2 separate regions of the Homo sapiens genome follow, and region 1 is linked to region 2. The links are chromatin loops, found by intact Hi-C in ENCODE. Cell type or tissue: gastrocnemius medialis. All regions are shown on one strand. Links, peaks and the distances in the headings refer to the core of each region. The heading gives the core; the rest is flanking DNA. Region 1 overlaps HEG1 (heart development protein with EGF like domains 1). Region 2 holds the start of LOC124906278 (a long non-coding RNA gene).

Region 1 (15,311 bases), core at 6,120-14,119, 54 kb after region 2:
AATTGTCACCTTGTATAGATGATTTGCCATTTTTTTCCCCTCTGGTTGCTTTTAAGACCTACTCTTAGTCTGTGGTTTTTGTGCAGTTTCACTATGATAGAGGTACATGTTTCGTTTTTAATTTACTCTAAGGAGCCTCCTTAGAATGAAGATTTATAGTTCTCATTAGTTTGGGAAATTTTCCAGCCATTACCTTTTAAAATATTACCACTTCTGTAAGCCCCACACTTTGTGAGGCTGAGGTGGGCAGATCACCTGAGGTCAGGAGTTTGAGACCAGCCTGGGCAACAGGGTGAAACCCCATCTCTACTAAAAATACAAAAAAAATTAACCAGGTGTGATGGCACACCTGTAATCTCAGCTACTCAGGAGGCTGAGGCATGAGAATTGCTTGAACCCAGGATGTGGAGGCTGCAGTGAGCTGAGATGTACTCCAGCCTGGGTGACAGAGTGAGACTCTGTCTCAAATAAAAAAATAAAAATTAAATCAATGTTTTCACTTCTACTTTCTCTGTTTTCTCCTCCTAAACTCCAATCAGTTGTGTGTTGGACTTTCTCACTCTTTTTGTCTCTTAACCTCTTTTTCATATTTTCTGTTTTTTAATCTCATTTTGGGCATTCTGTTATCATTTATTTTCTAATTCATTTTTTTTTCTTTTGAGATGGTCTCACTCTGTTGTCCAAGCTGGAGTGCAGTGGCACAATCACAGCTCACTGCAACCTCCATGTCTCGGGCTCAAGCAATCCTTCCACCTCAGCCTTCCAAGTAGCTGGGACCACCGGTATGCACCACCACACCCAGCTAATTTTGTTTATTTTTTTGTAGAGACAAGGTCTCACTATGTTGCCCAGGCTGGTCTTGAACTCGTGGGCTCAAGTGATCCTCCTGCCTTGGTCTCCCAAAGTGCTAGAATTACAGGCATGAGCCACCATGCCTAGTGAATTATAATTATTTTCTAATTCTCACTTTGGCCATATCTAATCTGTTGTTGAGTTTTTAAAATTTCAATTATTACTTTTTTTATTTCTAGAATTTCCATCTAGCTTTCTTTCAAATATTTTGGGTTATTATTTATAGTCTCTTTTTAAAAAAATTTTTTCTAATGTAATTTTGTATACTTCTTTGTCTGGTAATTCTAGCATTTGAAGTCTTTGCTTCTCTAATTTGTTGGCAATTGTTTAACAAGCAAAGACTTCAACTACTAGAATTACCAGACAAAGAGGTGTGGATGTCTTGTTTCCTCATGGATGCCTCGTTTTCTCAATAAATGATAAAAACTGGTTTGAAGATATGTTTATCTAGAGAGCATTTGTATTTGTGTCTACACAATACAGGTACCTGGAGGCACTATCCATCAGGACCGCCCCTGCCCCATTATTAACAGGATGTGTGTGTATTGGAGATATAATTTACATCAGTGGTCCCCAACCTTTTTGGCACCAGGGACTGGTTTCATGGAAGACAATTTTTCCACGGATAGGGCGGGGTGGGGTGGGCCGGGGGTTGGGATGAAACTCTTCCACCTCAGATCATATCAGGCATTAGATTCTCATACGGAGCATGCAACCTAGATCTTTCGCACATGCGCAGTTCACAATAATGTTCTTGCTCCTTTGAGAATCTGATGCCACTGCTGATCTGTCAGGAGGCGGAGCTGAGGCGGTAATGCTCGCTCGCCCACTGCTCACCTCCTCCTGTGCAGCCTGGTTCCTAATAGCCCGCGGACCGCTACCAGTCCATGTCCTGGGTTTGGAGGTCCCTGATTTACATGCCATAAAGTTTACCCTTTGAAAGTATACAATTCGGTGGGTTTTAGTACATTCCCAGGATTCAGGACCACTCGTAAATACATCCTCAGTTTAGACCACAGAGGTAATGTGACATACAGCACACCCATACGAGGGCTAGCTTTGTGATTATATATACTCGGGTGAGATTTATTTTTTCTTTCACTTGAAACCAAGATTGAAGGGCCAGGTTTCCTTGCTGTGCCCTTCTGCGGGGCCGGTTTGTTTCTATTTGCCTTACACCCAAGGCATAGCTGTGTAAAGTCCCAGCTTTACACAGTGGTTTCCCGTTGGATTCCCTCCTTGAGAATCGTGGCTCCCATCTCCTGATTCTTGGCAGCCATCAGAACAGAAATTCAAGGTCACAAATGTTGAACAGGTGCCTCCAGGGCAGCTGCCAGCCTCAACATTAGCTCACTTCTCTGGATTCCTAGTCATGGTTCATTTTTGGCCTCAGATTTGATTCTTTACTTACTTGCCAGCTCAGCAGTGCTTTTAGAAATTTTTTTAAAAAAATATTTTATTCAGCATTTTGAGTTGTTTATAGTGGCAGGGTTATGGAGGATACTGCAGGACTGTTGTCTACCTTTCAGTTTTGTTTATGGTGTGCATTTTTTCTTTCTTACATCTTTAGTCACCCCTCTAGGAAGAGAGCGCAGGTCAGTGTGGGTCCTGCCCTGTCTGCATGTGGCCATTCTTTTCCCCTCGGAGACTGCACTGGAGTTCCCTGAGCTGAATGGGCTCTGGGACTTCCAATCCTGGTCCTTGGAGAGGAAGGGAACAAAGCTGCTTCCTCAAAGGCCCCGCCACACTCACCAATGGCTGAGTCTCACCTTGTCTGAAGGTTGTAATGGAGCCAAGTTCATTGCCTTCCCTTTGCTCAGAGCTGGCCAGCTTTGGGGCATGGGTTTTGAGTGCCTTCTGCTTCCCTACAATCACTTCTCTCTGTCTTCCTTGGAGAATAATGTCTCATTGTGCACAGTTAGCCAAGAGGAGACAGAAAGCATCCTCAGACCTTTCACCTCCTCCCAGGAGACCAGCTTGCCTTCGCAGCTCCCAGAGGTAGAACAAAGGGACATGCCCTGTGGGCCACTGTTGTCTGTAACCCCAGTCTCTCAAGCTGAACTTACAGGCCTTGTGGCTGCCCCTGGAAACGCCCTTCCACATCCCATTTCTAGCTGCATGTGGGTCTTGCCTGTCTGGAACTGGGCCCCAGAGGAGCCCAGAGGCATGGCAACTTCCCTCCCCCTCCAGGAAGCCTCTGTTAATTATCACCCACAGGAAACAGAACAGGAGGCATAAAAACAGTTATCTCAAGGGATTTGGGGAGGAAGTGATTCCCTCAGGAAAGCCTGTCAGAATGTCTTCTGGAAGTTTTTTATAATCTTCACCCCCTAACCCCAAATAAGTGAGCCACTGCTTCTAGAAGGAGTGAATCAGAGTGGAGAAATGTTCAGAACCATTGATCTAGAACTGCACTGGCAAGTGATGCAGCCACCAGCCACGTGTGGTTGACGCAGCCACCAGCCACGTGTGGCTATGGAGCTCTTGAGATGTGGCTCCTAAAACATTCACTGGATTTTAAATGTTTAACACCAAAAAAAGAATATAAAATATCTCAATATTTTTATATCAGTTACATATTGAAGTGATAATCTTTTGGATATGTTGAGTGAAATAAAATATTAATATTGAAATTAATTTCACATTTTTTAATTTTAAAAATGCAGCTACTAGAAAATTTAAAGTGTACACATGTGGATTGTGTTTGTGACTCAGTATCTCTTAGGCAGCACTGATCTGAAAGATAACTTGTTCCGTGTGTATGTGTGTGTGCGTGTGTGTGTGTGTATGCATGCCTGTGTGTGTAGGTGTTTAAGTGTATGTGTATGTGTGTATATGTGTATGTGTGCATGTGTATGTGTGTGTATGTGTGCCTGTGTGTGTATGTGTGTGTGTGGGGGGTATATGTGGGTGTGTGTGTGTGTATGTATGTATGTGTGTGTGTGTGTGTGGTATTTAGATACAAACTGTAGGTTCTACCTGCAGCCTCTACTTGTCCGATGGTTTGCCATTTTTGTTTGATTCATATAAATCGAAGTGATTCCATTCATCCCCACAGAGGTTTCTCACCAATGCCCACAGTCCCCATTCCCAAACAGAAAGAGAAATAACATTTCCAAGTGGGGAAAATTAAATGGTTTTATCAGGGAGTCACGTAATCAGTGACAACTTCATGTGGCCCTGTCCTCACCCTTGCTCAGTGTCCCTCAATTGGCACCCATATTTGATATTGGATTCCAAATTAGTTTGGATGTATGGGGAAAGGACAGTGTTCTCAGAATGCTGTTTGGTTTTGGTACTATTTTTTAGGGGCCTGGCACCCAGCAGTGACCCAGCACTCAGCAGTGGCCCAGCTTTGGCTTCTAAGCAGTGGCCAGGTTGGGTGCAGACTTTTCCAGAGTAACAGGGCAGCTTTCTTGGACGTGACTTGGGCATCCCACGCACCTGCTCTGACCCTGAACCTCCTGCCTTGACAAACGGCATTTGATGCTACACATGACTTCCTTTTGCCCAATTTAACCCCCAACTTTAACTTCATCCTCAGAACATTTTTAACTAATACCCTCTTTGCCACCATCTTGGGTGTTATGGAAGTTAACTATCATTTAAATATATTTTCTGACTAATATAAATATATTCCTAATATACGGGGTTCAAGTAACAGTCCATACTCAACAGCATTATTTCCTCAGCACTCCCAACTGGAAACCATTCTCCTCTCCACCATTTTCCCTTCCAGCTGAGCACAGCTGGCGAGTGAGGGGCCTGGGTTTGGAGCAGGCTGCCTGGCCCTCCTGCTTTTTGACTGTGCGACTTGGGCAAGATGCATGACCTCCCCCACCCTCCATGCCTCCTTTGCTTCCTATGTAAAATGGGAAGTATAAGAGGACCTGTCTTCATCTTTGTGCAATGCTTGAATGAATACACATCAGGCACCTACGTCTGCTACCTACCTCCATGCATATTTACTGTTATTATTATTTTTCACAAAATGAGATCATTACATATAAAGTCTATTTGAAGCATGCTGTTTTAATTCAACAATCCCTGAAGAATATCTTTATTTTATAGCACCAATTCAGTGACCACATAGTTTTCTTTCTTGTGGATACTGTCTACTGTAACTGATTTAATTGATAACCTGCTGAAGGAGTTTTAGGTTTGTTCTTTCTCTTCCTCTTTCTACTGTAAACAATGCTGTAATGAACATCTATGCAGCTAAATCTTTGTCCACATTCTTGAGTATCTCCTTCAGATAAATTCAATTTGGAATTGCTGCCTCAAACCCATTCACATCACACAAGTTTCAGTAATATTGCCAGAGTCTTCATGTTTTATCAGAATTGCGCATTACAGCTCCCACCTGCAAGAGTAGGTGTCAGGGTCAAGGGCTGCCAGCTTTTATAATAGCTTCCTACCACCCACCCCAGGAGGCACAGTTAGCAACTTTGGCGAATATGAGATGCTTCTTGCCTTTTGCTTACACCCAATCTTCCTCCTCTAATCCCCTCTCTGACCCTGCACAGGTGCCAGAGGTTCAGTTGCTCTTCCATGAGCCCCATGTTGATCTCTTTCTATCAATAAATTTCCATCATTTATTCTATGCACAATGAAATTTAATCCTGTATTATATTGTTGCTTCATAATTCCTTCCTCTGGATTATAAGAATAATGAATATGGGAAAAAAAGAAAGGTGAAGTTATTATTTTTTAAGATGGAGTTTCACTCTTGTTGCCCAGGCTGGAGTGCAATGGCACGTTCTTGGCTCACCGCAACCTCTGCCTCTTGGGTTCAAGTGATTCTCCTGCCTCAGCCTCCCTAGAAGATGGGATTACAGGCACCTGCCATCACGACCGGCTAATTTTTTTGTATTTTTAATAGAGACAGGGTTTTACCATGTTGGCCAGGCTGGTCTCGAACTCCTGACCTCAGGTGATCCACCCGCCTCAGCCTCCCAAAGTGCTGGGATTATAGGTGTGAGCCATCATGCCTGGCCAAAATTCTTTTACTTGAATTCACTCTCTACTGATGTATTTCACGGTGTCTTTTCTGAAGGTTTACTTTTCTTGTCAGAAGCCAGCAAACTCTCCCTGATGCATCCTCTTCTTCTTTCAGATGCTGCCTGGAAACATTGGCCAGAAAGTAACACTGAGGCCCATGTAGAAAACATCACCTTCTATCAGAATCAAGAGGACTTTTCAACAGTGTCCTCCAAAGAGGGCGTGATGGTTCAGACCTCTGGGAAGAGCCATGCTGCTTCGGATGCTCCAGAAAACCTCACTCTACTCGCTGAAACAGCAGATGCTAGAGGAAGGAGCGGCTCTTCAAGTAGAACAAACTTCACCATTTTGCCTGTTGGGTACTCACTGGAGATAGCAACAGCTCTGACTTCCCAGAGTGGCAACTTAGGTGAGCTTGTGCTGATGATGCGCATTTCACGCATGTGTGTCCAGTCCTGGAAAACAAAGTTTCTGCCATTCCCCACAACCCCATTCTGAGCCATTGTGCCCTTCCAAGGTTCCTAGGCTGGGGTGGGTCAGACCTGTGACTTAGGCCTCATATGTATTATGCTTGCCAATACAGACCAGACAAGGGTGCAGATTTGCTGGTCCTGTGGTATCTGTGATCCATGGCCAGTGGAATCCAACCTTCATTCTTTTTCCAGGGAGCCTGCCACACCCGAGGGTCTCAGAGGCAGTAGGTTTTGTGGGATGCATAGCTGCGACAGGCTTGGGTTTGGTTTGTGTTGATGTGGCCCAAACGGTTGTTCTTGCCCTGGTGTGCACAGCTTGGTGGTTTGCTATTTTTAGCAAAGAATGTCAAGAAGGTGCTGGGGCTCAATGGGTAAAATTGCACGGAGGAAGAGAAGACTAAGAAAACTAGCATTAATTAGGGACCTACTACATACCACCATGTCTGTTCTCTCAATCCTTCTAGCAAGCCTATGAGATCATGTTATTCTCCTTTTAGGCATTTGGAAACTGAAGCTCAGAGAAGTTAGTTGTCCCAATATGTGTAGGTCAAACAGTTAACAGGTTTCAGAACTGGGATTAGAGCTTATGTGTATGTATCTGAGCAAGGTGGTGGGGGTGCTGAGGTGTGGAATGCCTGGACAACGAGAGTGAGGTGCAGAGGAGAGAAAGACAGGTGTGGCCTCTCTGTAGGGTGGTAAGGCCAGCAGGCTCCCTTGGGGAGGGCATCAGTTGCCCACAAAGGAGAGGAGGAACAGGTAGGACCATTGCGTGAACGGGGTTAGGGACAATCACGGAGGACTTTTGAAACCTGGCAGTTTAGATTTGGTGTGGTAACAAGAGTCAGTGAAGGTTTCTGAGCAAGTAAGTGACATAACTAAAGTGAATTTGAGGAGGATTCGCCTGGCAGGCAGGTTACAGGATGTCTAGCATGGGGGTAGGAGGATGGAGGGAACCTGGAGTCAAAGGGACCACCCAGGCAGACAGAGAAATTCAGACACCAGGTGCTGCGATGTGGCCTAGTGGCCACAGGGATGAAGAGGAGACTTCACCAAGGAAAAGTGATAGGACCTGTTGATGGCCTGAAAGTAAAGGATGAAGCCGTCAGAGATGACTCCATGGTTTCAGGTCCTAGTGGCAGGAGATCTGGTTGGGAGGGACTCGATTCTGTAAAGATGCATATGAAAGTCTTTTGTATTCATAAATGATTCCTACAGAGCTTAGAAACTCTGCACATGACATTCCCTGGTCCTCTTGGTCACCCAGATATTAGGAATTTTGTTTATATTGCATTCAGGTACATTCTGGGACCAATCTGGTGGAATGTGGATGCTGGGTCCTGATGATCAGACCCTGATCTCTGATTCCATATTGTCTGATACTTACCTCCAGTGAGCTCCTTTTCTGAGAATTTTACCACAATACACAGAATCTTTGTGAGATCTAATACACAGACCTTGGTCTGTGGTCTCTTTCAGGAGTTTATTTTTCATAGACTGAATTATTCTCCTAATTTCTTCTTATGTCTGTATATTTTGTAGATGTCAGAACTGAGCCCCCTAAAAGCATATTAAGACATTTTGAAGTCTGCTGGTGGAATTCTAATTGTTTTTGTCTGTTTTCAGCCTCAGAAAGTCTTCACCTGCCATCCAGCAGTTCAGAGTTCGATGAAAGAATTGCCGCTTTTCAAACAAAGAGTGGAACAGCCTCGGAGATGGGAACAGAGAGGGCGATGGGGCTGTCAGAAGAATGGACTGTGCACAGCCAAGAGGCCACCACTTCGGCTTGGAGCCCGTCCTTTCTTCCTGCTTTGGAGATGGGAGAGCTGACCACGCCTTCTAGGAAGAGAAATTCCTCAGGACCAGATCTCTCCTGGCTGCATTTCTACAGGACAGCAGCTTCCTCTCCTCTCTTAGACCTTTCCTCATGTGAGTGCCACATACCCAGCTTAACACTCGGAAGTCACTCAAAGTAGACATAAATCAATGTGCATAGCCAGCTAGTTACATACTCATAATAGTGGGTAAGGGGAAAAGACATCAAGCCAAAATGCCATTCCTCTAATGCCAGGTACTTGGAGTGGAAGTAGGTACAACCTACCCAGTTTATCTCAGTATTGAGCCTCATGTTTAACATAGTTTTTCTTTTTTTGTCGCCCAGGCTGGAGTACAGTGACGCGATCTCAGCTCACTGCAACCTCTGCCTCCCAGGTTCAAGCGATTCTCCTGCCTCAGTCTCCTGAGTAGCTGGGATTACAGGCGCCCATCACCATGCCCGGCTAATTTTTGTATTTTTAGTAGAGACGGGGTTTCAGCATGTTGGCCAGGCTGGTCTTGAACTCCTGACCTCAGGCGATCCACTCACCTTGGCCTCCCAAAGTGCTGGGATTACAGGCATGAGCCACCACACCCAGCCATTGGTGTCTATTCTCAAACAAGAGACCTTACCTTGGGGTGCATGAAATGGTGAGCATTGTACCATTTGATTAGGAGTGAGATTTTTATTTCTTCATTATTGCAAAAATGTTTCCTTCGATGGTAAAGAAAACATGAGTGTACATTTTTCTAGGCATCATTTTGAAAAAAAAAGCAGATATAATGCAGGAGTTTGCAAGGCGTGATATTAGTAACTACAGCTGTGGAGTGCTCTCCTCTCTCTCTGCTGTTCCAATTACTATTCATCACTTAAGTCTCAGCTCAGGGATTCCTGAGCCTTTCTTCAACCATCTGGTCCTCTGTGCTGTACACCTCATCATAGCAGGTCATCTAATGCCTCTCTGCCCAGAGAGACTGTAATCCTCTTGAGGACACCGGCTGTGTCTGTTACTTCCTTTAGGTTCCCCCTCGCCCAAGAACAAGGTGCAGCCGATAAGACATAGGGATTAGCATGTGCCCAGATACCCTCACAGGGCACATCATGCCATGGGCCAAAGAGAGTATTGGAAACTCTGACCATCTTTTTTCTTCTCCGAGGTTTTATTCAGTGTTTGTGTGTGCTGCTTGTGTTTTCATCCTCGTACCATAGGGAGCAGGACAGAGAGGGTTGGAAATGTTCTTGGAAAATAGAGGTTAGGTTGTCTCCAAAATTGCCATTGCAAAATTTTTACAGGTCAGAGGTTTTTAGAAGTAACTTGCGAGACTAGGAGTTTGGGTTTGTGTCATCAAAGCAAAAACTAAACCCAGGAGTCCCTTCTGGAGTGCCTGTTTAAAGCAGCCAATTCTTCTTCCACATACCCTGTATACAGTTTCCTGCTGACTGGATTTGGATATAATTCATGATTCATGTTTTTAGAAGATTGCTTTTTAAGATTATTCATAAACATTGCTTGGATTGGATAAAAGCTGCAATTCTTCCAGCCTCAAAGTTCTGTGGTTCAGTGATTTACAACTTTACTAAACGGTAGAAAGGAAGTATTTTTTAGGAAGCTATGCTTTGATTCTGGTCAGGATCATTTAATATTTATAATTTAAATTCAACCTACTTTGGTGGTATATTTGAAAAATCAGCCTATGTTTCCAACTTTACTGGACTTGACTCTATGACTCTATATTCACCTATATATTTTTTTCACGTATATTTTTCAACACTAAAAAATTAATTGTCCCTGAAATTCTTTACCATCCATCCTTTTAAAAGCTTATACTTTTAACTGCTGGTGAGTTTCATCGTATCTTTCATATCTCTTGAGTCTTTTACTGAACACTTCTCTTCCTTTTTAGTGAACTGTGTGTTCAGTTCGAGGTAGAGTCCCACCACCCTTTTAGATATTAGAGATGGCTCTGGGTGCTGTTAAATGGGGTTCTCACCAGGCATCCAAGTATGTCTGAATCCATCCTGCCAACCTCCCCTCCTCCCCGTGGGGATGCAGAGGGTACATGTACAAAGACCTGAAGTTACATGGGAAACAAACTTCTGCTTTGTTTTTAAAGCTGGGCTGGCATCTGGTAACCCACTAACCAGAGTCTTCCCCTTGAATCTAAATGTTGAGACATTACTGTCCCTTTCTGACTACACGATACAGGAGCTCTAGGCACTCAGGCAAGAGTGCTGAGAGAGAGCCAGCAGGACCTGCCAGGGAGACCTGGAGTCGGCTCAGCCTGGCTGGCCAGCTCTGGAAAAACAAAAGCAAAGGAGGTGAACACTTGGCCACTCCACCCACTAGGAAATATGACCCTGTGAAAAGCCTGGCGCTTACACCAGTCCGATGAGTGATGCGCCTCACTAGGTGAACACAAGGAAGATAGCTAGGAGCCTGGCATGGAGAGGAGGTGGCTCCTTATTTGGAACATGAAGGAATTTGACCAGATGATCTGAAAGATTCTAGTTTCAGCATCTATGATTCCACGTGTATTCAGCCTTTGTATTCTGTGCCTCGTTTCACTCTTCACTCAGCTACACAGAAACATGCATGCAACATAACCTCTTCCGAGGCTGGGATAGTCAGGAGTTACCTGCTTCCAAAACCAAATTGTATGCCTTACAGTGTTAAAGCAAGTATAGGCCTAGGCAATGGAATCAGATTTTTAAAAAGAGATCAGAAACCATTGGAAATTGTTTTTCTTGCTGCTTTACATCTTTTGCTGCTTTATGTCCTTCTATGTGTTCCATATTTTTTAATAATGACCATTGTACTATTTGATCATCGGAGGGAAAAGCAAACAAAGCAACGAACAGGGAAAAAAGCTCCCTTTTGAAGGTGGAAAGAGATATGTGTATGTTGAATTGTGTGAGAGTGGCTACAATTGAGCACTAAATTTAGTACTGAGCTTCCTGGAAACCAGGGCACAAAGGGAAACCGGGTGGGGCATGCAATTGTTTTCAGATAAAGTAAGCATACAATTTCATCCATAGGCATAAGTGTTTGGGGGCAGTACATTTTAAGAGGACTGTTTATATAAGAAATGTTGAGAATCATAATGGAAAATGCCTTCAATTGCTGTTTTGTGGAAATTGAGCTAATGTTCTTTAAAAGGTGATATTTTATATAGATTCTCAATAGGAGCTGAGGATATAATAATGTATCTCAACTTATGAAAGTATTTCTGTGGGTGGCTAAGCTACTGTGGTCCAGGTAAATTGCTTTGTGGTGATTTCACTTTGTAAAGAAAGAGAGCATAAATAACTCAGAAGATTGCAGATGTGACGTATCTTTCTCAAATAGCTGCTTCAGCTGTACTTTCGGCAAGTTCTGGATAGCAGTCAGGTCAAGGTTGAGCGTTCCGATGTGTTCCTGAGGTTCCAGTGTTTTGTGCTGTGATTGAAGAGAGACCCATGTACTTTTAGCAGACGAGTAGGCATTCTTGCAACCTCCCATTATAAAGATCAGGAATTTGGCTTGTTTCTGCTCCCAGATGGATGGTCTTTCCGTCGTTGAATGGCTGCTTTCGGGGTAGAAATGAGCAAGAAGGGCAATTATTAAATAACCAAGAATCCAGCCTGTTGATTAGAAATGTGGTACATTTCCCCCAGATTTATTTAACAGGTGCTCATTTAGTAATATAAGTGGTGTTTGTAGATTAGTTTGACCAAACATTTTCTCTTTTTACGAAGAGTCACCAACTCTGCCAAAGTATTCACACACATTTCATAGCTTTCCCGTGAGGATTAAATGAGATTTGTATACAATGTACTTCGCCCAATGCCTTGCAAGTCATAATTGGTCAGTAAATGGTAGTTTTTGATAATGATGATAATGATGAGATAATGAGATAAAGAAGCAATGTTCTGCAGAGCTCTCAGAGTCAGGGAAAAACAGAGCAGTTTTCCTTTCATGACTTTCAGCATTTGTGACTTTTGTAATTATATTTCTGTGGCCATTGATTTGCTAAATCCACTAGAGATGGACAGGCCTGGGTTTTTCAGGCTGAATTCAGTATCACCACTGGAGTTTTTTTGGTTTGTTTGTTTTGTTTTGTTTTTGTTTGTTTTTTTGTTTGTTTGAGACCAAGTCTCTCTCTCTGGCTCAGGCTGGAGTACAGTGGCACAATCTCAGCTCACTGCAACCTCCACCTCCCAGGTTCAAGCAATTCTCCTGCCTCAACCTCCCGAGTAGCTGAGATTACAGGCACCCACCACCACAGCCGGCTAATTTTTGTATTTTTAGTAGAGATGGTGTTTCACCATGTTGGCCAGGCTGGTGTCAAACTCCTAACCTCAGGTGACCCACCCGCCTCAACCTCCCAAAGTGCTGGGATTACAGGCATGAGCCACTGCACCCGGCCGACCACTGGATTTTGATGGGAATGTTGAATGGATGAAATTAATGCAGTATCCTGGGAATAAAAGTGTTTTGAAAGAACCTCTAGCAAGCTAATGAGGCTGTAATTTGGTGGATATAAATGATGACTCTAATGAAGTTAGGGCTGAGAAGTCACATGGTTGAGTGAGGATTTGGGGCATATCTATAATGCTTTCTTTTCTTTTTATTTATTTATTTCTTTTTTTTTTTAATACTGAAGTGTGTTTTGTTTGTTTTGTTTAGTTTGGTTTATGTTTTTAAGTAGAGGTGGGTTTTGGTGGTCTGGGACTCTATTTTTGTGTCCAGGTCTTTCTGTTTCTTGTTTCCATTACTAGTTTTATAGATTGCCTGCATCTTCATTTTGTCTCCATTAAGGTGGGGTGACCAGAGCTGCCGGCTGTGTTCTGGATATAGCTGGTTTTATGGTTTTGCACAAGAATGAGAGGAACCTTTTTGTTTCCCATGCATGCTCTCTCTCTCTCTCTCTCTCTCTCTCTCGCTGTAGTGATACTTAAAATTTATTTGTGGTTTTGCTCACAACTGCACATAGGACTGGTCTTCAAGGAAATGTTTGTAATGACAACTTCCTTTTTCCCTTTTCTAGGCCATAATTAACAGCTCAAAGCCTTTTATTATATAAGTGTAGAGTACTTTTTATTATTTTTAGCCTAAAAAGAAGAAAAACACTCTCTTTTTGTGACTTTAGTCTTACCCACCATGTTTCTTTCCATTCCCTAAGCTTTCCTGCAGTTTATTCCCGTTTGGAATGAAGATTTTAATAGACCTTTCTGGAGGTCAGTTCTCAGGGCATCCTTTGGAAAGTTATTTGTGGAAAGGAGACACCCGTACTTATGTGGAGCAGACTACACCTTTTGACCAATAGCGTCTGATTCACTCCTTGAGGCTCTTGACAGTTTCCCCATGGCAGCCATCCATCTATTAGAGCAAATGCTCCTGGAGTCCTTGATCTCTGAGGGGCCCATTGGAGTAGTATGCAGATTTGAGAGCTGGTCTCTAAAGCTTAATGGGGCAAAGTATGATAATGAAGCCTGTTTGCTTTTGGGTGGAATTAAATTTGTGGGGTAATAATAAGTATTTCCTGCTGGTTAGAAATTCTGTTACTTAATAAATGCAGTTTGGTTAATAGTCTTTCAAAACATAGGGCTTATGGTGGCCATGAGGTAGGGAAAAATAAAGAACCCTTGATGGTGACAAGCCTAGGAATTACTGCTCTAGGCCATGAGTGTCCCAGCTGTGTTCTGCAAAACCCTCGGCCTCCTCAACAGTGACCTGGGGTGGGGCACCTTGCAGCAGCTTCACTTTTATTCATTTTATATTATGAGATTTTAATCAATAATAGCATTTGAACAAAAAGGTTACATTGCTAAAACAAAGCAGAACAAAATAACAAAAACCTTATCACAGTGGCCAGTCCTGTTTAAGCTGTAATGTAGAATTCAGCAGACATTTTCATCTTTCTCTTTAAAAAACAAATAATGCAAACAACGTATAAGCTTCTCATTGTGCCTGGTGAGGGATCTCGGTGTTCTCCACCTTCCTCTGTGAGGATTAGACCTAGTAAGGGGAGAGTGCAGGCATGTGTCCTGGTAGCATGCGTGTGTATAGATATGTTTGTATCTATATTAGGTCCATGGTATTTAGATGTATCCACCAAAATGTAAGAAACGTCATTTGTATCTCGAATATAGTCCGGATTTTCTTAAACTCCTGAGTAATTTTGAAGCATATCTTTTTCCATTGTAGCTTCTGAAAGTACAGAGAAGCTTAACAACTCCACTGGCCTCCAGAGCTCCTCAGTCAGTCAAACAAAGACAATGCATGTTGCCACCGTGTTCACTGATGGTGGCCCGAGAACGCTGCGATCTTTGACGGTCAGTCTGGGACCTGTGAGCAAGACAGAAGGCTTCCCCAAGGACTCCAGAATTGCCACGACTTCATCCTCAGTCCTTCTTTCACCCTCTGCAGTGGAATCGAGAAGAAACAGTAGAGTAACTGGGAATCCAGGGGATGAGGAATTCATTGAACCATCCACAGAAAATGAATTTGGACTTACGTCTTTGCGTTGGCAAAATGATTCCCCAAGTAAGTATTCCATCTTTACTTGATCTATTAGGGACATTTGTAAATCATTGAATTTTCTTAGGGGACCTCTTCAAGACCATTTGTAATCTCCAGAGAAAAGTGTGCTTTTTAATGGCACTATTGCATTTTGATGGTCACTCTTATGAGAACATTGTGAAGTTAGTCAGACAGGTGTCATTCCTCCTGCTTTCTTATAGATGAGAAAACTACGGCTCTGAGTGTTTAAGTAATGGGTGCCTGGCCATTTAGCTCACTCAGTAGAGTTGAGACCTTAGCCTCAGGGTTCTTGGTTCCATCTTCTTTTCACTCTACAGGATGGTCTTCAAGCTGAGAGCCGGCCTACTCTTTATGTTTTATTTTGTTTTGAAGACAATGTCTGGCTCTGTCACCCAGGCTAGAGTGCATTGGCATGATTACGGCTCACTGCAGCCTCAACCTCTCCAGGCTCAGGTGATCTCTCACCTTAGCCTCCAGAGTAGCTGGGACTACAGGTGCATGCCACTCCATCCAGCTAATTTTTCTATTTTTTGTAGAGATGGGGTCTTGCAATGTTGCCCAGGCTGGTCTTGAGCTCTGGCCCTAAGCAATCCTCCTGCCTTGCCCTCCCAAAGTGCTGGGATTACAGGCATGAGCCACTGCACACAGC
Region 2 (15,311 bases), core at 3,583-11,582:
GGTGGCTTACGCCTGTAATCTCAGCACTTTGGGAGGCCAAGGTGGGCAGATCACCTGAGGTCAGGAGTTCAAGACCAGCCTGGCTAACATAGTGAAACCCCATCTCTACTAAAACTACAAAAATTAGTTGGGCATGGTGGCGTGCCTGTAATTCCAACTTCTAGGGAGGCTGAGGCAGGAGAATCGCTTGAACCCGAGAGGCAGAGGTTACTGTGAGCCGGGATCGTGCCACTGAACTCCAGTCTAGTTGACAAAGTGAGACTCCATCTCAAAAAAAAAAAAAAAAAAAGTGAAATACATGTAACGTGAGATGTACCATCTTAGCCATGTTTACGTGCAGTGTGCAGTTCAGTGGCATTAAGGACATTCACGTTGCTGTGCTATCATCACCATGCCCATTAAACACTCTGCATTCCCAAGAATCCTATTTAAGACAACTCTTCACAAATAATTGCCAATCTATTCAAGATGGCACAAGAAATAAAGCCTTCGTGCTGGAGCTTGGGATGACAAGAAGCAGCAGCAAGGGCTACAGACACCAGCAGGGACAGGGCCCAGGGATGGAGGCTGGGGTGCATGGGGAGCACCCTGTCATCTGCTTACTTGGGCCAGCTGGTCTCAATGTCTCATGTGGAGCTGCAGAGAGGGTGAGTGATCTTTCTGCCTCTTGTCCTGTCCGATGCACAAGGTTGGGTGAGCCAGGTCACAACATTTCTTCACTGATCTCTTCTCCCCTACAACCCAGTCCTGAGAAAGAGTAGAGTTTAAATGGAAATAGATTCTGTGTAAAAGCTGCCTACAGATTCTGGAGCTGCAAGTGGTGTGTGGGTGAGACTATTTTTTTGCCTTGCCTGATTTACAGGAATATTTTTAGTCATTTCTGGTTTTAAAGCCTAAAAATGCCATAGGAGGTCACCAGTCCTTATGTTGTACTCTGAATTCCTAGGATTTCACCTTGGAGGTCACAGCAGTGCTATGTAGAAAGAAGAATGTACTAGGGGGAGATTATTCTTAGAAAAGGACAGTACTTTGGTTGGAGTAGAATCAGTCCACACCATTCATAACACAAACACCAGGCTCTGTGGGCTGTGAGGTGGGGAGCAGAGGCCTCAGCTAAGTCAACATCAAACTTATTGGCCTTACCATGGCTGCTGGGCGATATTTTGGGATGGTTATTCAGGAGGTTGAAAGAACCAAGAAAGGCTGGGCGCAGTGGCTCACACATGTAACCCCAGGACTTTGAGAGGCTGAGGCGGGTAGATCACCTGAGGTCAGGATTTCAAGACCAGCCTGGTCAACATGGCAAAACCCTGTCACCAGGCATGTGGCAGGTGCCTATAGTCCCAGGTACTGAGGAGGCTGAGGCAGGAGAATCACTTGAACCCGGGAGGCGGAGGTTTCAGTAAGCTGAGATCGCACCATTGCGCTCCAGTCTGAGCAATAGAGTGAGACCTTGTCTCAAAAAAAAAAAGAAAAAAAAATGGTGATTTATTTTAAAATAGAGATTGGTCAGATGCACTGGCTCATACCTGTAATCCCAGCACTTTGGGAGGCTGAGGCAGGCCGATCACTTAGGCCAGGAGTTTGAGACCAGCCTCGGCAACATGGCAAAACACCATCTCTACTAAAAATACAAAAGTTAGCCGGGTGTGGTGGTGCACACCTGTAATCCCAGCTACTTGGGAGGCTGAGGCATGAGAATTGCTTGAACCTGGGAGGCAGAGGTTGCAGTAAGCTGAGATCAACCACTGCACTCCAGCCTGGGCAATAGAATGAGACTCTGTCTCAAATAATTAAAATAAGATAAAAAATAAAAATAGAGATTGGTAGCTGTGTTTCTGCTTTGTAGTTTTGAGTTCCCCTCCCAGTCCCCAACTATAACCCCCAAAATGCTCTTCAAAACCTAAGAAGAAGAAGAATGTAGGGTGTGTTTTGGCAGAAGAATTTGGCTAGGTTACTTCCTCTGTTATGCCTACAATTCCCATGAACTATGTGAAGTTGAGCCTGTCATTGAGAAGGCTTTCTTTCTTGAAGCACTAGCAACTGTCCAAATGAGGATTTGAAAGTCATTCTAGACTAGAGAGTGAAGTATTTTACTTCTCCAGACTCAGAAGAATGTAATGGTTTCACCTAAAAAATCAAAACAAAAGCATTAGCAAAAACACTTACATGTTGACTGGTGTGACATTTTTGTCACCTCCTAAACTTTTTGGAGATTCAGCCTTTATAGAAGTTAATTCAGTTCTCAAGAACCCTCAGAGACCTATATGATTTATACATGTTCTCAACAACTGGCTGTAATGCCATAGTCATGTGATCTGAACTTCTATAGCAGGACATTTGGCCAGAGTCCGTTGAAACTTTCTGTTTAAGTTCCACAGATCAATAACATTAGATTTCTACCTTTTCGCAACTCTCAAATGTATTCCATATTCAAACAATTGAAACTTATTACTCATAAAGTAGATGATTCTTTTAGAGTAAAAATTTTAAGAGGAAATCCATGTCTAAGGTATGACTTACAGACCTAACACAGACTATAGGAACTGGAAGAGACCCGGGAAGATGAGAAAATAGAGACACAAGAAGGTAAAGAGGCTTCTGGAGGCCACCTAGCTGATTAGGGATGGAGCTGTGACTGGGTCTGCCTTCCGTAGCAGCTGCCTGGACAGCCAGCCTGAGCTTTCCTCACTCCTTTCTTCCTCTTAGCACTTTCCCTATGCATCCCTAACATTTTTCTTTCCCAGTTTATTCCAACCGAAACTGTATGCAGAGACTCCAGTGACAGTGGGATCCATATGGGACTTGCTCTTCACCTGAGGCCACCTTGGTGTCAAAAGCCTTTGCAGTCCCTCTTAGCTGCTTGCTGTGTGAGCCTTAGCTCTTGAAATCACTCCTTATTCAACTTTCTTTTCAATAGACCTACGAGAATTTTCTCTTTCTGCTCTTCTCAATTTTCCAGCCTCTCCATTCCATTATTTTTGACAAAAAAAAAGGCAAAGAAAAGCTACAGAGCCCCAACATGATACCATTTGGAGGGCAAAACCTCTCTTTGTTGGTTATTTCCTATCAGGTAGGTACAGCTTTATACTTTTCTACTTAGGGAGGGTAAATATCACTCTCTCTGTCTCTTTTTATTTTATTTGATACTTTGTATTTCTCATGCTTTGAGTTCATATATACCTGTACATATACCTTTCAAGAATTATGTTTTAAACATTTAAATACATGTGTGTTTACAGATAATTTCTTTATGCCCAGTAGACTCACCTCTACTGTTCAGTCTCTGTTCTGTCCTTCTCACCATCCTCTGTGTCTCTCTCACTGCAGGAGCTTGCGGTCCCCTCAGGAGCAGATCATCTTGGCGCCGTCCCTGGCTAAGGTTGACATGGAGATGACTCAGCTCACCCAGGAGAATGCAGACTTCGCCACTCGGGATCGCTACCACCACTCCTCCCTCGTGAACCGGGAGCAGCTGATGCCTCACTACTAGATGCAGTGCTGGGACCTTCCTCTTTTGGAGCTGTCCCATGTACAGTGGACCCAAGCTCAGGACCTTCGTGGAGCTGCTTCTCCAACCTGAGAAACTCAAGACCCATCCTCCCGCTGTCACTTTGGACAATGGAAATCTACATTTTCTTTTCCCTTTTTTTTTTTTTTTGAGACAGAGTCTCGCCCTGTCACCCAGGCTGGAGTCCAGTGGCACAATCTTGGCTCACTGCAACCTCTGCTTCCCGAGTTCAAGCAATTCTCCTGCCTCAGCCTCCTGAGTAGCTGGGATTATAGGCATGCACCACCACACCCAGCTATTTTTTGTATTTTTACTGGAGACAGGGTTTCACCATGTTGGCCAGGCTGGTCTCGAACTCCTGACCTCGTGATCCACCCGTCTCAGCCTCCCAAAGTACTGGGATTACAGGCGTGAGCCACCATGCCTGGCCAGAAATCTATGTTTTCTTAGAACATGTGGAAGAAGGAAAAAGACAAAAAAGGAAATCTGGATTCTGAGGACCACGTCTCACCCAGGGTGACATCAGGAATGGTGCTAGCCTCTGCAACACGACACCCAGTCTGAAGAGCTCTATACAGGTACTAAGACTAGCAGGGGACACCAAGACTCTGCACAACCAGATTGCTTGTGCAGAGGGCCACAATAAGTGTATGTTTTATATTTTATTGTATTATTTATTCAAAAATAAATAATACACTCACATGTTTCCACACCCAAAAGATATATAGAGTGAAAAGTCTCCCTCCAATCCTTATTCTCCACCTGCTCAGTTCCTGTCTACCCTGGCCTAGAGGTAACCACTATTCTCATCCGTACATCCAGCATTTCTTTATGGATATACAAGCAAATGGGAATGTAGAGTCTCACATTCTCTCTTTATACACAAAAGTTAGCACGTTATACACATGTTCTGCACCTTGCTTTTTTCCCTTAACAATCTATCTTGGAGACATTTCATATCAATTCATATGCCATTTGTTCATTTTTTTCATTGTATAAATGTGTTATAATTTATTTCGCCAGTTCCACAATGATGAGCATTTGGATTCTTTCCAATCTTTTGCAATGACAATCAGCTCTGCAGTGAATAATCTTGTACAAATGTGCAAGCATAAAGTGTATCTCTAGGATAAATTCCCAAAAGTGGAATTGCAGGATCAAAAGGTACATGCATTTGTAAACTATTATTGTTTAGTGAGGGTCTTTTTAATTAAAGAATTAACATGAATTGCCTAATGGTGACTCATATTCTCAAAAGAATTTGTGGTCCTCAACTCCTGGAATGCCTTCGCAGCTGTTTTGCAACATGAAAGGCATGAGGGGACAGGACTCTTTTGGTTTCCTTATGAGCTCTGCCTGACATTCATCACAAGCACCCAGTACCGGGGGCCGTGGCAGTAGCTTTCCCCAGAAAAGTTTAGCACTTGGCCCAGGGTCAGAGGCTTCGCCATCAAGCCATGGAGGAAAGTACTGTTGGATCACTTCTGGCTCCTTCTTCTATAGTGGAGGTTCTCATGAATCAGTGGGCTAACAATCACCTGGGATGCTTGTCAAAAGTGCAGATTTCAGGCTGGGCTTGGTGGTTCACGCCGGTAATCCCAGCACTTTGGGAGGCTGAGACGGGTGGATCACTTGAGGTCAGGAGTTCGAGACCTGCCTGGCCAACATGATGAAACCCCGTCTCTACTAAAAATACAAAAAATTAGCTGGATGTGATGGCGGGCACCTGTAATCCCAGCTACTTGGGAGGTTGAGGCAGGAGAATCGCTTGAATCTGGGAGGCAGAGGTTGCAGTGAGCCGAGGTCACACCACTGCACTCCAGCCTGGGCAACAAGAGTGAAACTCTGTCTCAAAAAAAAAAAAGTGCAGATTTCTGCATCTCACCCCTAAACTTTTTATTTGGCAAGTCTGAGATGGAGTCCTAGACTTTACATCTTTAACAAGTGCCTCAGGTGATTCAATGCAGGCAGTCCTTGGACCGCATTTTGAGAAATGCTGAGCTGTTGAATGGAAGGGGCTTAGTGTGGGTGAGGGCTGGGAAGGTCAGGATGAAGGGTCAGCTAGATCCTAATGTTCTCTCCTGGAAGATGAGGTTTCATTTATTATTACTGTTCTCACAATCTGGCTTTAGTTAAATACCAGATTTCTGAGCATCATTAGAAAGCAGAGTCTGAGTTGGCAGTAGGCATGTAGGAAGGAGAAATGCTGAAAAAGGTTGTAGCTATGAAGGGCTAAGTTGGGTGACCTTGGAGGACCTTTTTATTTATTTTTGAGACAGGGTCTCACTCTGTCATCCAAACCGGAGTGCAGTGGCATGATCATAGCTCACTGCAGCCTCCACCTCCTAGGTTCAAGTGATCCTCTCACTTCAGCTTCCTAAGTAGCTGAGACTACAGGTACACACCACCACGCCTGGCTAATTTTTTTGGTATATTACCCAGGCGCTTTTTAAGAAGAAGCTGTTCTAGTTTCCTGTGGCTACTATACCAAATTACATAAATCGGATGGCTTAAAAACAACAGAAATGTATTCTTTCACAGTTCTGGAGGCCAGACATCTGAAATCAGTAACACTTAGGTTAATTCAAGGTGTCAGCAGGGCCGAGCTCCCTTCAGAGGCTCCACGAGGGATTTATTCCCTGCCTCTTCCAGCTTCTGGTGGCTTGTGATCACATCACCCAAATCTTTAAAGCCAACATTTTCAAATCTCTCTGTTCCATCTTTACATCACCCTCTCCTCTGTGTATATGAAGTCTACCTCTGTCTCCTTTCTGTAAGGATACATGTGATTGCATTCAGGGACCACCCAGATAATCCAGGATCCTCTCCACATCTCAAGAGCTGTACTTTAATCACATCTGCAAACGCTTTGCCAAAAGAGGAAACATTCACAGGTTCCAGGGAATAGGACGTGGGTCTTTTGGGGGGCCCTTTTTCAGCCTATCACAGAACCTTTACTGAATCTGCTTTTTTGAATTCTACATAACAAGCTAAAAAAGTAACCACTCTGTTTAAGCCCTTTGGGAGCCCTCATTGCCTCCCCATTGATGGATTAGGTAAGGACATGATCTAACCTTGGCCAAGAGCACCTGAGATGGGGTCTCAGGGCTTCCAGAGATGGTTGCCCTTTCTCATGGATATTGTTGGCCCCACACATGATGCCTGTATGAGACTCATCGAGTTTCCAACTCTTCTAGCCCAGGAGTTGCCTGCCTTACACTGCCCTGGATTGTGTGACAAAGAGTTTAAGCCACTTCAATCCTGGGGTTCCTGCTCATTGCATGGGATGGATTGAGAACAGTATCAGGCACTGCTCGCCTTAAGCACCAAGTGCAGGAGCCACCTGTGCTCCCAAGGCGTGTGCTTCAGTTGGTGCTTTGTCACAGTCATTTACTGGTGATAGTTTAATAGAGAAGGGAAGGCTTTTGTGGGGAGTCCTGACTTTGCTTCAGAAAGGACAGCAGAATGGTAAGGAATAGGTCAAAATTCAGGTATGGTCTCATTTGCATTGTTGCCCAAGAGCTTCCTGGAAAGAGTACAGAGCTCTGTGGGCCAAGTCTTGTGGCCTAGATATCATGACTACATGTTGGGCCTAGAGCTCAGCCTGAGGGACCATAGTTGTCGTGACAGCCTCCAGTAGTTCCTGGAGCAGCAAGAATAAGGTCTCTTGTTTACAGAGGTTGTCCCACACTCCTCAGCAGTGTTGAGAAGAGGTTGTCTCCAGCACCTCCCTAGGAGACTGGTCTCAAAAGTCTAGAAACCAGTAATCAGATGTCACTCACTGTAGGATACAAGTGGAATGATATTCTACTAGGAAACAAGCATTTCTAAAAAAATTACAAAAATGTAAACTGGTAACTCTGATAAATGCTTAAAGGTGACATCTCTGATGGTGTCCATCAAGACTAAGCTTGATTCTCTCCATTTGAAGACCTCTGGGTCAGTCCTCAAATCTGTGTCCTGAGGGCTTAAGGTAATCACAGCAATCGGCCCTGACTTTTGAGTGGACAGATCCTTATCTTGTCTGCTCCTTTCCTTTTGTGCTGTTATGACTAATCTTTTTTTTTTTTTCCTTTGAAACATGATCTTACTCTGTCACCCAGGCTGGAGTACAGTGGTGCAATCACAGCTCACTGCAGCCTCAACCTCCTGGGCTCCAGCCATCCTCCCACCTCAGCCTCCCAAGTAGCTGGGAGTGCACCAGCGTACCCAGCTAATCTTTGTAATTTTTGTAAAGATGGGATTTTGCCATGTTGTCATGCTGGTCTCGAATTTCTAGGCTCAAGTAGTCCTCCTGCCTCAGCCTCACAAAGTGCTGGGATTACAGGTATGAGCCACCCCACCCGGCCATGACTAATCTTAATATGTCTATTTTTGCTCATTGTCACTGAGTGGACCTGGAGGCTGAGGGCTGGAAGAGCAACTGGAATTGCTGTAGTGCCAAATATATCCCCTTTCATGTTGATGCCACCCTGGCCAAGGTATCATTTTTGTGTGGCAGCCAGAGAAATCTTTTCAAAAAGAAGGTGGAGCTCTAGTCCTGTGGCTGCCAGTTGTCTTCAGGTCCCGGCCTTTCCTGCCCCCAGGCTCATCTCTATCCAGGACTGCCTGGGAGTCCAGCTCCAGTCAAGTTCAGAGGTAACAAGCAACGTTATTGTAGCTTTATGTAAAATAACCAGAAAGTAGAAATGACCCAACTCTCTATTGACAAGAATGGATCAACATCCTGTTGCATCCACGCAATGGAATCCTAGTGAGTATTAAAGTAATGACACAGGAAACCATGTAGCTGAATTTTAAAGCACTGGGTAAGTAAAGGAAGCCAGGCACAAAAGATGAAATACTTGAAGTTTTATTTGTTTGACCTCCAGGAAAGGCAGTAGCACAATGACAGAAGGCTGGGTCTGGGTCTGGGAGGGGGTCGATTGCCAAGGGCATGACACAACTTTTTGTGGTGAGGAAATTCTTCTTCTTCTTCTTTTTTTTTTTTTTTGAAATGGAGTCTCGCTCTGTCACCCAGGCTGGAGTGTAGTGGTGCGATCTCGGCTCACTGCGACCTCCGCCTCACGGGTTCAAGTGATTCTCCTGCCTCAGCCTCCCAAGTAGCTGGCATTACAGGTATGTGCCACCAAACCCAGCTAATTTTTGTGTTTTTAGTGGAGACAGGGTTTCGCCATGTTGGCCAGGCTGGTCTTGAACTCATGACCTCAAGTGATCCTCCCGCCTCAGCCTTCCAAAGTGCTGGGATTACAAGCATGAGCCATTGCGCCTGGCTGGGGAAATTATTCTGTAACTTGATTTCGGTGGTGGTTTTATGATTATATCCACTTATTAAACTCATTGAATCATACACTTAAGAAAGTAACCACTCTGAAAAGGATAGTACTGAGTTTGAAAACCAGCAGTTTGAAAAAGATGGTACCAAGGTTAAAAACCAAATGCAGTAGAATATCCAAGTATCCAGGAAGAGCACCTTCCTAATGTGATTGATTTTATGGAAAAGAATAAGAGAAGAATGGAGCATGATAAAGAATTCAAACATTATTTTCCACATTGGGGTCGCCAAAATGAATGGCTCGGTCTAGTGTAGGAGGCAGGTGCTACACAGGCTGACTTTCTAATGAGGTCCAAAAATCTTGTATTTCACTCCAGCTAGATTGTGAAAATAGTAATAGTAACACCAGGTCTTAGCCTGGGTTTCTCAGAAAGCGGAAGCTTATGAGCTACCCCTTGATTGGAGAGTGCAGCCACAGAAGCAGGATGAGAGGAAAGAGGGGTAAAGCAGGGGAGGAGGGCTAGCAACAACTTAGTATCATATGCAAATGATGCTTCACCTCAAAGGACTCTGCTGAGAAACCACAGGAACCCTAGGGGTAGGAAGGGATCAGAATTCATCTACTGGCTTCTGCTTCCCATAACCAAAAGTTAGCTCTGGGTGGGCACCAGCAACCCTGCCATTGTGACCTGCACGACGTGAGTGCTTAGCAGGCTGCAGCAAGAAGACACTGGCTGCAGCCCACCAGAACTGGTTGTTCCAGTGGCGGCTGAGATGGAACAAGTGGACTTGCCCCAGAGACAGGTGGAGCAGAGAGGATCTGAGGTGGCACATTAAGAGGGATTATAAATAACGTGCATATTGACAGAGGTCAGTGGTAAGTACAGGTTGTCAGACAAAACATGCATGTCACTGGATCATTCTTATCTAAAGGATGCCCCCAAAATGTCAGTACAGCCGGTATATGTGACAGTGAGACCAGCAACATTTTCTAAGATAGGGAGAGGGGCAGGTTCCTGGCCTGAATTTTACCAAGAAGTCCACAGTTGTAGGTGATAATGTCTGAATGAGTGAAGGTTGTATCAGACCTTCTGGGCCCATGAAGGTCTCCCTTCAGACCAGTCTATAGATTGATCCATCCAATGATCCATCTACCTGCCCACACACCTACCCATTGACCTACCCAGCCATCCATCCATCAATCCATCCACCCATCCATCCATGGCTGGAGCAACTGTTCTCATAACTTTGTAGATGGGTGTCTGAAACCACCTCATCAGAGTCAGGTACACCTCACCAGTCTCAGAGCTCTATCATGTAAAAATATGATCACAGGCCATGCAGGTATAAGCAGACTCCCCAGCCACCAACCTCAGACCTTAAGGATGAGTACAGCCCAATGCCAGAGCATTCTTAAACTCAGGTGAGGAACCAGAACAGCAGTGATTTTCTCAGCTGTCTCCAGGAGTCATGCTAACAAGTCCTCTCACCTATATAATAGGGGGTATCCTGCACAATTATAAATTAGTGTGGGAGTTTGAGGTCCAGGATTCCATCATCCTTCCTTCTCTCCAGGTTTCTGACTGAGGAGATGGGAAACAATGTGTCTGTTAATGTATTAATACCAGGACGAGGGTGCAAAGCTTTTGTTAAGAGCTGTAGTGGAGAATGCAGTCAAGGTCAGAGGATTGACACAAGTCCTCTAGTGTCTACCTTTATTCCTCTTAAGTCTAAGAATCCAGAGACCCCATGAGGATGGATGAGAAGCTGGCACCAAGAGAAAGAATGCCCATCTGGGTGGCAAGGGCAGCTGGTCTTGTCACCCAGTAACAGATGGACAGAGACCATGTGGTGGCTACACATTACCTTTCAACTCAGGGCCCTGCCTACCAATGCAGGGTGGTCCAGGCACTGGCCAATCAGATTGCCCCCCACCATGGGGAGGAGCAAATACAGGACGACAGAGGTGGAGCAGGGGGCAGAGTGTTCCCTCTTCTTTGTCATGGAGGAAGGGAGTTGGATGGGAGTTCCATCCTTTCCATGAGTAGAGGGAAGTGAGGACTGAAGAAAGGAGCCCAGTGGTGGTGACAGCAGAGACAGTGGCAGAGCCAGGGTCCATGGATGGGCAAAGGAGCCCCTAGCCCACTCTGACAATGGTCAGGGAGGGCTCCCTGGGGAGGAGGTAAATGACCCGCACTCAAGCAGTTAGCTGCAGAGAGGACGGCTGGGCATCTACACAGAAGGGACAGCGTGATCAAAGGCAAGGAGATGAGACACAGTGTATGGGGACTGGCCATAATTTAGGCTTTCAGGAGCCTATGGCCTGCAGCAGCCTGAGGCAGGAGAGGTAGGCTAAGTCGGATCCTGAAGGGGCTTGCAGGCCACCCTGTGTGCCTAGAGAATGAGGAGGGAAGGCCGGAGAGTGATAGCAAAAATCAATCCTCTAAATGTTACGGGGTTTTATTTTTTAAATGAATTTGCATGATCCTGGATCAGGAAAAATCCAGCCTCTGATCTCCTCTTTACCTGACACATTCGTTGGTTCCTGTTTCTGCCCTCCTTGATACACTGGAGAATTGGGGGAGGGCCAGCAGGGGGCTTTCCACCCCTGATATTAGGCCAGTGGGAGGAGAGGCCGAGGAGCCAGCCCAGACCCCTGGAGGGGCAGGGGGCAGTCACTTGCAGTTCTCAGAGCCTCCACTGTATGCTGAGCTCCAGTGCACTGTATGCACTGAGGGCCTGTGGAAGTGGTCTTGGGGGAGAGTAGAGACAGGAACAAATTGAACAGTACACCCAGCCCTGAAGTGTTACTTTCCTGTGGCTGCCACAATAAATTTGCACACGTTTAGTGGCTTAAAGCAACATAGATTTGTTATCTTACAGTTCTAGAGGTCAGAAGGCTGAAATGGGTCTCACTGGCTAGAATCAAGGCGGCAGAGCTGGGCTCCTGCTGCAGGCTCTGTGGGGTAGTCTGCTCCTTTCTTTTTCCAGCTTCTAGAAGTGTCTGCTTTCCTTGATCGAGGCTGTTGCATCTTCAGCTCCAGCAGGCAGCAAGCACATCTCCTCTGGCCTCTGCTTCTGCCATCTCACCTCCTTCTCTGGCTCTCCTGCCTTCCTCTTCTGCTTTGAAGGACCCTTGTGATTAGATCGGGCCTGCCTGGATAATCCAGCACAGTCTCCCCTCTCAAGATCCTTAATTTAATCATAGCTGCACAGTCCCTTTTGTCCTGTAAGAGACATCTTCACAGGTTTTGGGGATTAGGACCAGACCGTCTTTGGAGGGGCATCCTTCTGCCTGCCATATGTGACTTGGGGGCATGCGGGAAATGGCTGGAGCGTAACCACAAAGCATACAGCATGCAGCCAAGCAACATGTGACAAGATGAATCCACAAGCGCTGGGGAGACAACCAGTGAGGAAGAAGCCCAGGAGACTTCTTGGAGGAAGCGAGTTTCAAACCAGGTTGGTGAGAGGACATGGCAAGGCTTCTGAACCAAGAGAATGAGATGGACAAAGACACATGGGGCAGAAGGCCCCAGGCAGGAGAGGGCAGGCCTACCTGTAACCCAGGCCTCTTCTTCCTGCCTTTTACTTTTAAGTGAGGTCACCTGAGAAGGAGGTTGGTGTGGCTGCAAATTCATGGGAATTGGGAAAGAAAATCTCTGTTTCCACCTTGGCTCTGTCACTTACTAGCTCTGTGGCCTCGGGCAGCCTTCTTCATCTCTGAGCTTTGGTTTCCTTCTCTGTAACATGGGAATTATAATCCTACCTTCCTCCACGTGGAGTTGTGAGTACTAAAAAAGTGAGACACATTTTTTTGGAGGAGATAAAGATGGGGTGTTGCTGGGGGATGTGGAGGAGCATCTCAAGAATGTTCTCCTCCCACCCCTGCTCATTCCATGCCACTTAGTGTGGGCAACACCACAGGAAAAAAACAAAAAGCCATGAAAACTGCAGTGTGTCTTGGCACCTGCTCACCTGGAATTTCGGAGCACAGTGGGGTTCTGCTTCAGGAGGTCATGCTGTATCATGTAAGACACAGACACAGCGGCGCACCCTCACTAGCCAGCACCAGGAAACCTGCAAGCCCAAATCAGAGAGAGGAGAGGCTGCAGAGCTGCCACTCAACTGCCATTTCAGCTCTGCCCACTGCCCCACCCAGCCACCCCCTTAGCCTATCAAATTTATTTAGCCACTTCCCTATATCAATCCTTTGCCCAGCCTCCTCCCTCCCTTCCCAGAGCTTTGGAAATTTTTTATTTTATTTTATTTTATTTTATTTATTTAGAGACAGGAGCTCACCCTGTCACCTAGACTGGAGTGCAGTGGCACAGTCATAATTCACTGCAGCCTCAATCTTCCAAGCTCAAGTGATCCTCCTGCCTCAGCCTCCTGAGTAGCTGGGACCACAGACACTCACTACCATACTCAGGTAACTTTAAAAAAAATTTATTCTTGTAGAGACAGGGTCTCACTCTGTTGCCCAGGCTGGTCTCGAACTCCTGGGCTCGAGCAATCCACCTACCTCATCCTCCCAAAGTGTTGGGATTACAGGCGTGAGTCATTGCACCTGGCTGGAAATGTTACTTAAAACCTACCTTGCTCTCCAGTTCTTTTGAACCGTGGCTTACCTGAGAGTAAACAACTCACGCCTTGCTCTGTCTTATCCCCTCGAGGTCCTCATAGACATCTAAGAGGGGAGGATCCGCTGTGGAAGTGCATGGGCTGGAGATTTTTCTACATTGCTTGCACTTCTCCATCGGCAGGGGGACTGTGGAAATCTGTGCTCACCAAATACTGCTCAGCAGTCCTGTGTCTTGGAGATGTACCTGGGCTCCTTTGGGGAGGCTCACAGCAGCAACAGATGCCAGTTAGTCAGCTTGAGGCAGGAAGGAGAGGCTTAAGCCCCTGACTCTTGATAAGGCACTCTTCTTGGGAAGAAGGCCACATTCAAGTAGAAGGCAAAGCAGATGGTGAGAAAGGCCCACCAGCATCAGGGGTCTCCAGCTGGCTGTGCTTCCGGGAATGCAGCCCGTTCTGCAGCATCACGGCTGGCACCAGCTCCCTGCTCCCAACCTCCAACCTGCCAAGGGTGAGTGGGGGATGCAGACTCACCACCTTTCGTTGGCGTGAAGGGAGACACAGCCACCTTCTAAAAGGTGCAGAGTGATTCTCTAAATGAGAGTCTCTAAAATATTGGAAAGCCTGTTTTTTTTTTTCTGCTGTATCTTGTTTTAAATAACACACACCAGTGCATGTGTACATGTGTGCACTTTCTTGTTTCTGTTAGAGAAGGTTGGACTCACCAAATGTGAAGCCTGGCTTAAAATACAGGCCATGTGGTATACATCAGATTCACTTTGGGGAGCTCTGAGGGCAGGTGGCATTTCAAAGGATTAGCAGTCATGCCCCAGCAGCCAGCAGGAGGGCTTGACGAGTGCTGATCTGTGCGATGTGACATATACCATATGTATTAAGAGGCTGACGATGGAGAAAACAACACTGGCTTCAAATATGAACCCCAAACTGAAAGTCATAAGGATAAATGCTCCAAATGGCAGTGTCAATTTCTATTCTACTTAAGCTGCTTCTCACATAGGCAACTTAGTGTAATTTTGTGTGTCTGTGTCAGTCAGGCCAGACTTGCTGCTATAACAAACGGCCCCCACATTGCTGTGACTGAACACTATAAATTTATTCCTAGTTCATGTTACAGTCCAGTGCAAGTCAGAAGGGAATGAGTTTTTCTTTACACTGTCATTCAGGGACCTGGGCTCCTTCAGTTGCATGGCTTGAACACCTTCTATGACCCCAGAGTCTTCCCCTGAATTCTCAGCACCAGCTGGCAGGTGAGAGAAGAGGGACACATGGAGGAACCCAGAAAGGTTTTAGGGGCCAAGGCTGAAAGGGCTCCTGTCACTTTCTCCTTCATTCAGTTGGCCAGAAGTAGACATATCATCTGTCAAACTGAAAGCAGTCTGGGAGCTACAGAGCAGCTGTGTGCTCAGGAAGAAGAGGACTGAGTTTGGTGGGCATCTGGCCAGTTCCTGCCACCATGCTGCTGGATGAGAAAGCTGGATGAAGTTCCTTATTAAGGGCAAATGAGTGAGTCTCCTGACTTGACTAGGTTTGTGCCTTCAGAGCTCTGTCTCCTGTGGTGAATCACACACTCCAGCCAACAATTCTGCCATTCTTCAAATCATGCTTGGGATTCCATTTTTGGTACTCTCTTCAGAGCCTTTGAATATTCTAATGAATGGTAAATTTTTATCCTTTGAGAGTTCTTTTGATTCCTAGAAGCACCAGAAATCATTTGGAACCAAGCCTGGGAATAAGGGGACTGATCAAGCTAAATCACCTTTTTTGGGTCAAAAATGAGATGTGACCATAAAGTAAACCAACTCTTGAGGCAAATTCCAAAGATGAGATACCCACACAGCACATTTTGAGGATTGACTGTGTCACTGGAATAATTCTGTGAGGCTTCCCAAGGGGCTGATTTGGAAGGAACAACATTCATTTACA

Evidence for each region. Peaks named below come from ENCODE experiments on the same cell type or tissue, not always from the same donor. Only the 100,000 strongest peaks of a DNase experiment are listed, where the experiment ranks them.
Region 1: it touches region 2 in a loop (4-fold over the local background); 2 of 110 quality-filtered maps call a loop at or near these places.

The regions. Positions count from the first base shown.
Region 1 is chr3:125,020,146-125,035,456 of GRCh38, reverse strand. It overlaps HEG1 (heart development protein with EGF like domains 1), which reads left to right. Exons shown (of 17, transcript NM_020733.2): 2 at 5,969-6,262; 3 at 7,950-8,252; 4 at 14,327-14,665. Among named protein-coding and RNA genes, the nearest start is that of HEG1, 28 kb to the left of the region's middle. In gastrocnemius medialis, for the core only: no CTCF peak of the experiment used is centred there; a DNase peak (open chromatin) is centred at 10,436; H3K27ac peaks cover 2,036 bases.
Region 2 is chr3:125,072,072-125,087,382 of GRCh38, reverse strand. It overlaps SLC12A8 (solute carrier family 12 member 8), which reads left to right. Exons shown (of 14, transcript NM_024628.6): 14 at 3,331-4,739. The coding sequence ends at 3,493. LOC124906278 (a long non-coding RNA gene) reads left to right here and starts at 5,317. Exons shown (of 3, transcript XR_007096045.1): 1 at 5,317-12,248; 2 at 13,075-13,218; 3 at 14,723-15,311. In gastrocnemius medialis, for the core only: no CTCF peak of the experiment used is centred there; a DNase peak (open chromatin) is centred at 8,002; H3K27ac peaks cover 1,580 bases.